2 separate regions of the Homo sapiens genome follow, and region 2 is linked to region 1. A link is an interaction called in ENCODE POLR2A ChIA-PET data of the cell type or tissue named here. Cell type or tissue: A673. All regions are shown on one strand. Each heading gives the region's core, and the rest is flanking DNA. Links, peaks and the distances in the headings are about the cores only. Region 1 holds the start of SUGCT-AS1 (SUGCT antisense RNA 1). Region 2 has its middle 270 kb from the start of INHBA-AS1.

Region 1 (5,387 bases), core at 232-5,231:
TTTAGCTGAGAAAACAGAAGCCTGTTTTCAGGTATGGCTTCACAAAAATGCCCATATATTGATGTGACAAAAATCATACTTGGTAAGGAGGCACTCTAGTTTGGAGTAATGTAATATTAAAAATTAGAGATCCCTTTTGAGATCAGTTGACTACCAGAATTGTGTTGTCTTTGCTTACAACTTACTTGGCTTGGGTGAAGGTGGGAGGTTTTTTTTTTTTTTTTTAGGGCAGTTTCTGTACACACCCGGTGTCCTGTGTTAAGCTGTCATGTGGATGTGCATTTTCTTAATTTGTAGAAAGGAGATACTTCCTTTTTCCTCCATAACCCAGGAGTCTTCACTGCCAGGCTCTGGCCCCTGTGTCTCCAGCATTCAGCCCACAGATCCCATATATGCTGTGGAAAGCTCACTGTGCCGCAAGTGGGTGTGTGAGCAAAGGAGAGGTAGCATTTTCTTTAGAGACATCCACACCCTCTGACCCAGACGAAGGAAGAATCTTCTTTGCAGCGGGCTTGCTGCAAGGGACTTTCCATGTGCATTTTATCATGCCGAAGCTGACGGTGGTGACAAGTTCCACATTAAATCTGTCTTTTCTGAAATTTCACATTCTCTTCTTTTTGTAGGGAAAGTGTTGTAATACTCTATCGCTTGTGTAAACAGTCTCATTTAATTAGAGGCTGTCAATTTTCCCTTGTGTACCATGAAAGCTGCCTTGCCCCCACTCTGGGGCTGTTGTAGACTTTGGTTATGCAGTGATTACCTAAGCTTTGGGGAGCAGTGGGGTGTACATACTGACATTGGTAGTAGCCAGCAGTTTTCACTAGGGAAATCAGTTTAGTATACTGTTATTAATTTGGTTTAGAAAATAGCTGCAGAGTGCTCAGACAAATAAGACATAGCAGAACACATGGTGTTCGTTATTCAATAACTATCCTTCTGGAAAGGAAGCATGGTCTATTTCCCATTTGAGAAGGAGCTTACAAAAACTAGTAAATATGGAAAGAGGGCATGTACTATAATTTTATAGAATAGCTCTCCTCATGCACTTATACAGCCCTCTCCTCTCCCCCACACACTCCAATCACATTCCCACAACATGTCCACATAGAATGTATTCCCAACTGGTATTAGCATAATCATTACCACATTATAAACAAGCTGGTGGAAAAATAGCCTGAAAGACTTAGATGGTTTGTTTTATAAATGAAGGTGGGGGTGGAAAGCCAGATATTTTTGGAACAAATTCCTCTGTCTTTAGAAATGATAGCTCAGCTCTCATAAACCTCAACTGATAGCATGGACTGAAGAGGTGGAGTTGAAGAAAGTCATGACATATTCGGTATTTCTCAGTGAAGGTCAATGAAAGGTCTCCTGTGGAGCCTCTCTGCTGGAAGAAGTCCTCATGATAGAAATGTTGAGCCTTCCTTTCTTCTTTCTTACTGGAGCACACATGGAATACTTTTTGTTTTACTGGTTTAATATAGTTCTGTTGGTCAAGGTCTCTGGCTGTTTCTCCTTTGTCTATTGCATTTTTCCTGGAGTTGACGAGATGAGAAATCCTGACTTAATGGCTAATTCCAAGTTTACTGCCAAGACCAATAAAATATGATGTAAAATATGGCCTTACCTGAAAGCTTCCGGACATTAACGCTGTTAGATCCAGTTTTCATTGTAAAAAGAAACCAAGACAAAGGAAGGAGAATAATTTTATGAAAGTAAGAGTTGGTTTGTGTGTCCAGGTTCTAAGAGATCAGATAACAGGCTGAAAAGAGATTTGGTGTACCATCCTTTTTTCTTCCTTTCTTTTTCTGTTTGATTTTTACAGTTATATAGAGAATAACAAAGTATGCTTGCCACAGAAGAATCATGGGTGTGTTCTTTTAAACATTTGACTTTGGAAATACCCAGAGAACTGTGTGATGGGGATGAAGATGGCATTAATGAATGTGATTCAAACAATGCACTCTCTGTGGGCTTATTGCATCTGTGGCCTACTGATTTGTTTGTAAGATTGCCTTAATTTGATCAGATAGGCTCAGTCATGTGTATCTATAAAATCAGAATCATACATCATATGGATCACATGAAGTTCAACATCCAGGAAGTTAATCTTCAAGCCCAGCACTCAAATGTCTTTCACCTTTGACATGGGATTTCTATTTGGAATAAATTTAACAACACTCTTTCCTCCTGCCCTAGCTCAGACTTAGACACAGGACATCATTACATGTAGCAGACCAATGGGAAAAGAATTCACACGTATCACACTGGCATGGCTCTTTGGAATACTGGAACCTCACTTTAACTCCTGTGCGCTGTCCTCAAATTACATCAAGTGCTGTGGTTATTTAATGTTTCATTATCAATAAATTATTTGATATGAAATAATTATACTCATAAATTGGCTTTTTTCCTTAAGAAAGGTAATTAGATTAAGACAGGCCTATTTCAAAGTAATGTGCCCATTTTTTCATTATATGTTTGCAAAGTTAATAAAGTAATTGATATTGTAAAGAGTTTGCCAAAAGTCAGGGCATTAAAATTAAAGCCTGAAGTCCAAAAGAGCTGGCTTAATGTATTATTTATTGAGCACTGATGGAATATTCAGTGTAAGACAACAAAATTAAGCCAATGTATTCACAGTTTGAATAAAAGCCTCTAAATATTTTTTCCTATTGACAACAGACTCTTAGACTCATAGAATAGAAAAGGACCCTGGAAGATTTATGATCTATCAAATTCACATTATAGATGAAGAATCAGAGGCTTAGGCGAGGGCAGTGACTTACCCCAGGGCATAGTAGCCCAGCTGAAGTTAGAACTCAGTCCTGTTGATTTCCTGAGACTGACAATCTGCCCTTTTTCACGGATTCCACCCCAGGCCATCCACTCATCCTTTTTGCTCACTTTCTGCAGTATCTTTCTGGCTCCATATTTAGCCTCTGGCCTTGCCCAGCTCCGCTCTGCATGCCATTATAAGATTAACCTTCTTCAAGCATAATTCTAATCATAATCTTTTATGTATTAGAGTTCTCCAGAGAAACAGAAGCAATAGGAGACTTAATGTAATAAGAGATATATCTCCTATTGCTTCTGTTTCTGTTTCTCTGGAGAACCCTGACAACTACAGAAGAGACTAGTCATATGCATGTGACTTATGAGTAATTGAATCATGTGATCAGTCCCAAGATCTGCAGTTGACAAGCAGGAAAGCCAGGAAAGCTGGTGATGTGGTTCCACTTTGAGGATCAGAGAAGACCAATGTCCCAACTCAAACAGCGAGGCAAGCAAAGTTCCCTCGTAGCCTTTTTGTCCCCATTCATGTCTTCGGTTGATTGGTTGAGAGCTACTGTACTTAGTTTGCTGATTCACAAGTTAATCTCTTCCAACAACAAACTCACAGGCACACTTGGAATAATGGTTGACCAAATGTCTGGGCACCCTGTGGCCCTGTCAAGTTTATGCATAAAATAACCATCATACCTTCCTTAAAAACTTATAATGGCTATGTCTTTTTTATTATTATTACTTTAAGTAGAGTGTTTTATTTATTTCAAAACTTTTTTATGGACTTAATCTTATTATATCTAATTTTGGATTCAGAGAGAAAAGGAGGGAATGCCAACATTGAGTTCCAGATTGTTCTGAGATACTAAGATTATCTTTCAGCTCTTATTTGAATTACAAAAAGTAAATGCATACTATAAAAATGCAGATAATAGAGATAAACAAAAGAAGGAAATAAATGTTTTCCTTAATTCAAGGATCAGAGGTTACTTCTCTTTATAGCTTTTTAAAATTTTGTGTATGTGTAGTTTTATAAAATATTAGAAATAATACTCTGATATATTATCATTTTTCATTCACATACATATACCTATGAAAGGATTATTTTTAATCATTTTGGTGTATTTGCTTTATGGATATTTTATAATTTATTTAACTAATCCAGTGTTGAATATCAAGATTGTTTGTAATTTATGCTGAGATACAGCTTCATACATAGAGCTTTGCACATGTCTGTTTACTCTTTTAAAACAAATTCTTACAAGTGGGATTTTTATTTTCCTTATCATGTCAACTCTTAACTATTTTGTCTCCTTTTAGCCTTATAATCTTAGATATATTTTCTACAACTTTTTAACACAAGTATTTCATTTAGTGACCTCAGTTTTATACTGTTTCGCATTCTTTACTTTTTGTGTGTTTTAATTTTAATCCTCCAAATAAGCTATAAACTTCTTTCTTCTTTTCTTTCTTTCTTTTTTTTTTTTTTTTTTTTGTGATTAGGTCTCATTTTATTGTCCAGGCTGGAGTGTAGTGGTACAATCATAGCTCACTGCAGCTTCGAACTCATGGGCTCAAATGCTCCTCCCCGCTAAACTGTCTGAATAGCTGGAACTACAGGCACACCCCATGGCACACTGCTAATTTTTTAAAATTTTTAACGGTTTTTGTAAGACAGGTCTTGCTTTGTTGCTTAAGTGCATCTTGACCTCCTGTCTTCAAGCAACCCTCCTGCCTCAGCCTTTTTAATTGCTGGGATTTCATGCATGAACTATGGCACCCAACTTTTTCTTTTTTTAGTAGACTATTTTTTAGAAAAGTTTTAGGTTCACAGAAAAATTGAGCAGCAGATACAGAATTTCTCATATATACCACGTGCCCACATATCCATAGTGTCCCGTCATCAGCATTCCCCCACCCCCAGAGTTGTACATTTGCAATAATCAGTGAACCTACATTGACCCATCCTTATCATCCCAAACTCCATTGTTTACATTAGAACTCACTCTTTGTGTTGTACATGCTATGGATTTAAAACAGTGTATAATGACATGTATCATATCCATCAGTGTATTATCATACAAAATAGTTTCATTCCCCTAAAAACCCGCTGGCTCTTCCTATTCATCCTTTCCTATCTTCGGACACCCAATCCATGTCTTCTTATCTATTTATTGAAGGGAAGTATCATATTTTATATTTTTGTATTGAGTTTTTAAGTAAACATGCAATAATTGACTTGAGTGTATTGCCTAATAACCACCTTGTTACCCGGAGGCCCTCACTGAGCTCTTTCCTTGGGGCCTCTATATTCAAGTGGGCATACTCTTTGCCCAACAGTTTCTCCTTGGATCTCCTTCTGATGGCCCTCTTGGAACACTTGTGAATGTATGGATTACAACCTTCTTGTTCTCCTATTTCCCACCCTATTCTTTGGTTAAATTCTTAGTGAGGGTTTTGGCCTTTGCATTGAAAAGCTGATTTCTGGTATAAGAGGCTTCATTATGTTTCTGCTCAATATAAAATTCTGTCTCTTTCAAGGGAGACTTTTATGTGTTATTAGGTCTGATAATACACTTTCTGTAGACTTAGCTAATGAA
Region 2 (5,387 bases), core at 283-5,282, 880 kb after region 1:
ACTTAGGAGATGTGGTAAGGAGGAGTATTGAAGAAAACACTTACTCCTGGCCTCCTTCTCCTGCACTGTTACTTACAAAGCTTCTCGTAACACACCCATCTCCTATAGATATGCTATAGGAGTGCCATAGAAATACTGCTTATAAATATGTATTACCAGTGTCTAGATTATAAAATAAGAAGTGTATTCAACAAATATTCATTTGACAATTTTTTAAATATTTCCTATTTGCCAGGAACTCTTCTAAGTACTCAGAATGAAACAATAACCAAAATAGACAAAATTTTAAAAACACATAAACAAACCCTGACTTCCATGAAGCATACATTCAGGAAGGGAAGAAAGAAAATGAACAAAATAAGGAAATGAAATGTAAAGTATGTTAGAAGGTGAAACAAGCTAAAGAGAAAAATAAAACAAAAAAGACTACCAAGAGGCTAGGGCCTATGTTGGGAGGGACAGGTGTTACAACTTTGTGTGAGATGGCCAAAGGCAGCCTCACTGAGTAGTTGACATTTAAATAAAAACCTCCAAGTTGGGAGAAGGAGCCTCCTTTGTATCTGGGATTGGGGCACAATATGAAGCTGGAGATTTGGCCGAGGCCAGATTTGAGAAGAAGTCTGTTCAGAGTTTTAACTCTATTGGGAAGGATATAATCAGACTTAAGATTTTTTTTAGAATAGTTGGGGTCTCACTCTGTTACCCAAGCTAGAGTGCAGTAGCACAATCATGCCTCACTGCAGCCTCAAACTCCTGGGCTCCAGGCATCCTCCTGCCTCAGCTTCGCATGTAGTTGGGACTACAGGTGCATACCACTACACCCAGCTAATGGTTTTTGTTTTGTTTTGTTTTTGTAGAGTTGGAGTCCTGCTTTGTTGCCCAGGCTGGTCTCGAACTCCTGACCTCAAGTGATCCTCCCTTCTCGACCTCTCAACAGACTTATATTTTAAAACAACTACTCTCTAGCTATTCTGCAGGAAATGAATGGGGTGGTAACAGAAGAATATTGAGAGAGATCAATTGAGGAAGCTGTAGAAATATTGTAGACAAGATAAGGTAGTACAGTAGACTAGATATTTGCATGTTTCTAAGATTTGTGTGTTAAAATGTGGTGGCATTAAGAAGTGGCACCTTTGGGACGTGAATAGGCCATGAGGGTGGAGTCCTCTTGAGTGGCATTAGTGACCTTATAAAAGAGGCCCCAGCAGCCGGGCGTGGTGCCTCATGCTTGTAATCCTAGCACTTTGGGAGGTCAAGGCGGGTGGATCACCTGAGGTCAGGAGCTCGAGACCAGGCTGACCGATGTGGTGAAACCCCGTCTCTACCACAAATACAAAAATTAGCTGGGGGTGGTGGCGGGTGCCTGTAATCCCAGCTACTTGGGGAGGATGAGGCAGGAGAATCGCCTGAACCCAGGAAATGGAGGTTGCAGTGAGTCAATATCGTGCCATTGCACTCTAGCCTGGGTGATAGAGTGAGACCCTGTCTCAAAAAAGGAAAAAAAAAAAAAAGAGAGAGAGAGAGAGAGAAAGACCCCAGCAAGCTCTCTAGACTTCTTTCTGCCATGTAAGGACACAATGAGAAGTTGGTAGTCTGCAACCAAGAAGGAGGCTCTCATAAAGCCTGGTCATAATACACCCTGAGCTCAGATTTCCAGCCTCCAGAATGGTTAGAAATAAATTTCTGTTGTTTATGCACCGTTCAGTCTATGGTACTTTGTTATAGTAGCCTGCACTGACTAGGATAGCTAGTAACCTGGGCAAGGGCTGTAGTTAATAGAGATGAATAGACAAGAATGAGTTTGAGATGTTTTAGAGGGAGAATTCACAGGACATGGCAGCTGTGCGGATATAGGAAACGATGGGCAGAGCATATGTATTTCTTGTTCTTGGTCCAACCTACTCCCAAGATAGCTCTGCTTGACCTTCATCTCTTTCCTCCTGGTATGGTGCTTATAACTGACCCAGGTATTATTATACTTTAGCTAAAAGTTATTGCAAGTGGTTTTCAGCCAGGTACATACTCCACAGGGAGATGTCAGCAAGTCTAACCAGGCTGTAATGTAAAGGTTTATAAGCATGATTTTAGAAAGGTTAAGTGCAAAGAGAGTCTCTGTAAGGGCTAGAGCCCACACTGGTCACGAGATGCTCACAGCATGCAAGGCAGTAATGATCTAGAATCTCCGGCTCGATTGGACAAGGCAAGAGGCACAAATGTATGTGCAGAGGAGCCTGTCAATAGTTTATTGGAATGAGAAGGACTTATCTTTCCGCGTGCTATGACTGGAGCTCTTAATGTACAGGTCTCTTCCCTAGGTTTAAGTATGTGCTAGTAAGCCTCACAAAAACAAAAAGGGAAGGTTTAATTTGAGCTGCTTGGTTTGGACAGAAAAACTCTTTTCTGTTAGGAGTCCAAAGAACTGCTATAGCCCACATGTCCTGGGATGGAATAATGTCAGAAAGGCCATTTCTGTTGGGAGAGTGGCAGTTTCAATAAAGCTTAAAGCTTTTGGTATTACACTCAGCTAGTATGGCCCATTCAATCCCCAGGGGGAGGTCATACAAGACCTTGGGCACCCCACATGAGGCCTGTGGGCCCACTGGTGCCCAATGAAAGACTCTAGAAAAACCAGAGGAAGTAGATTGTCTTGTTCAACTGGGCCAGGTTGGTTAGGACTGACCACTGCCCTGATGTGGTGCTGAGGACCTTTGCTGCTAGGTTTGATCACACAGCTGAAATTCAAGGCAGGGATTAGTCATTACATAATATGTGCCATTTAAAATTAACCCCACTAAAATCAAGAGAATAGGATGAATAAATTGTGATGTATTCATAAGATGGACTTCAAGACTGCCATTAAGAATAAATCTAAAAAGAAAAAACCTGGGGGAAAAAAATCAGGTTAGCATCTATGGTATTGGCCCATTAAAATAAAATCTCTCTCTCTCTGTCTCTCTTTCTCTCTCTCTCTCTCTCTCTCACACACACACACACATACACACACAGGCGCACACACACACACTTAAAGAAACAGAGATGGGCAGAGACAGGGAGAAAGAAATGACTAAAATAATACATATTAAAGCATTAGTCATTCCTGTTTTGAAATATTTAGATGAATTTTCTTCATTTTAATAATCTATTTTCTGAAGGTGTATTATCTCATGATAAGAAATGAATACATAAAATTACAGCATAAAACTGGGCCATTATAAAAGATAACTACAAAAGTAAAAAAGAAATATGCACGTATGCCTCAATCCATTTAATATTCAGACCCCATCTTGAACTCCCTTAACTCATTCTTTTTGTTAATAAAACATTGCCACGATCCGTTCATCACTGTTTTCTGTTCATGTGGTCCACCACTGAAAAACCTTCAACATCTCTCCCTCAGAAAAGGAATCTATAGCTCCCTCAGGGCAAGGCTTCCTAGTGCTTTGCCCAGAAATTATTATTTTTCATCTAAAACTGTGGAGAAAAGTTTGCTGAGATCATAAAACCCTAAAAATAAGAGAAGAATACCTCAGGCTGGTGAATCTCTGAAGTGTGAGAGTCAACACAGACAGATACGTTCCAGCTTCACCTAAGTGAGTCTTGCCACAGAGGCTATTCCTCTTCCCTCTGTAGGAATGAGCTGTTTGGGGAAACTGAAGTCCCTACGCTGAACAGGGACAGGAAAGGCAGGGCAGTTTCAACATTTGGAAGGACAGACTGGCAAAATCCCACTTAAGACTCCTTCTAACCCTGAAATGTATTTGCATCCAGAATATAACTCACAAGACCATAAAATCAGAGAAGGGATCATAAAAATGATCTAGTCAGACCTCTTCATTTCAAAGATGACAAAATGTAAACTCTGTGAGGTTACTTCCCCAGGGTCTCATTATTGTCAGTGGCAGCAGCAGCAGATCACAGTTTTATATATTGTCTATTTTAAGATGGACTGGACTATACGTAAATGGAGTATAAGTAGTTCCTATAGCCAGCATTCTTATAAAGACAGCAGTCAAGGGAATGAAAGCTCCCAAAGTTCATAAACAAGTAGAGGATGGCTTAAACATGATTCAGAAAGAGAACAAAGATTAAGATGAGTCAGAGACTAACCCTCTGGCTACTCATGATGGGAAGCTCTTCGCTTCCCTTGGAAAGAAGGTTGGTGGCCACATCAGATATCCAATACTCACCGTAATTATCTGAAGTTACATGTATGTGTCAGGTACTAGTTTGCATGCATAATCCATTGTTTCTCATGTTTTTTTTCTGATTACTTAATTCATAATTATCTAGCATAGGTGAGAATATTATTTATTTCTAGAGCCTACCCAGAACCTATGAGTTAGAATCTTTAGGGGTGTTCTTGAGTGTCTGGAATTTATACCAGCTCCCTAGGCGGTTCTTCTGAGCACAGAGCTTGAGAACCACTGACATAATCCACATATTGTGTTTTGATTCTTCTTATTTTACTCATTTGTATTAAAAAATATTGAATCAAGTTCCCTGAAATTAAAAGAAGATAACTCAGGAATTATTTGAACACTTGTATACCAACTCTTCTCTTCATCTCCATATTTATTCCTGGACAGGAGCTATTACTGAATTGAATCTTCTAGGTCTATGCTGTACCTCTGTTTTCCAGCCAAGGCCATTGCTAGGGGCCACATTATCATATTGTCATATCTGCTATATGACTTTGTTTTTATCTATCAACTTCAAAACTTTGTATCTTTTCCCATAGCTAGGAAAGCCCCAAGGCCCCTGCCACATCTTCACCTCCATTCCCTTCTTTCCGTCTCACTGTCCCCAAACTAATTCAGATCCTCAATCTTCCCACCTAATGGTTTTGTCACCAGGGTACCTGTCTTCATCTCTTTTCCAATTATGACATTTGCCAGGTTAGTCTTCCAACAGGGCTACTCCAGTCATGTTTCATAGTTCATCCCTGTAAAAGCAGCCAACTGAATTAAAACTAAAACCATTGACCTGGCTTTCAGAGCCCTCTTTTGTGTGACCCTAACCTAAATTTCCAGCCTTTTAAAACTTTCCTACTTGTATCCACAGTGGACTTGACCTTGCCTGCCTATATGCCTTTGCTTATACGGTTGGAATAACAAGAACTTCTGTCCTCATTTCTACTGGTTGAAATCTTAGCCATCACTTTTGATCCCTCCTTCAAAAGACACCTCATCTGTAAGGCCTTAATTAGTTCCTCTGATTTAATATTCTCAACCTTCTGTAAAGCCTCTGCTTTGTGTACCTCTCTTAAAAGATTTTCACATTTATCGTTTTAAAAGTTATTTGTATAATTGTCTCATCACCTGTAACAACTGAATCAGCATGTTTGCTGCATAAGTTTTCCTGAATAAATCATTTTTAAAAGCTGTGTT

Evidence for each region. ChIA-PET counts read pairs that join two places held together with the same protein. Peaks named below come from ENCODE experiments on the same cell type or tissue, not always from the same donor. Only the 100,000 strongest peaks of a DNase experiment are listed, where the experiment ranks them.
Region 2: POLR2A ChIA-PET joins it to region 1 with 10 read pairs; 2 of 35 experiments call an interaction of 5 or more read pairs at or near these places.

The regions. Positions count from the first base shown.
Region 1 is chr7:40,543,925-40,549,311 of GRCh38, forward strand. The region is part of intron 12 of SUGCT (succinyl-CoA:glutarate-CoA transferase); the gene reads left to right. SUGCT-AS1 (SUGCT antisense RNA 1) reads right to left here and starts at 3,095. Exons shown (of 2, transcript NR_183314.1): 1 at 2,790-3,095. In A673, for the core only: no CTCF peak of the experiment used is centred there; no DNase peak of the experiment used is centred there.
Region 2 is chr7:41,422,051-41,427,437 of GRCh38, forward strand. No RefSeq gene overlaps it. Among named protein-coding and RNA genes, the nearest start is that of INHBA-AS1, 270 kb to the right of the region's middle. In A673, for the core only: no CTCF peak of the experiment used is centred there; no DNase peak of the experiment used is centred there.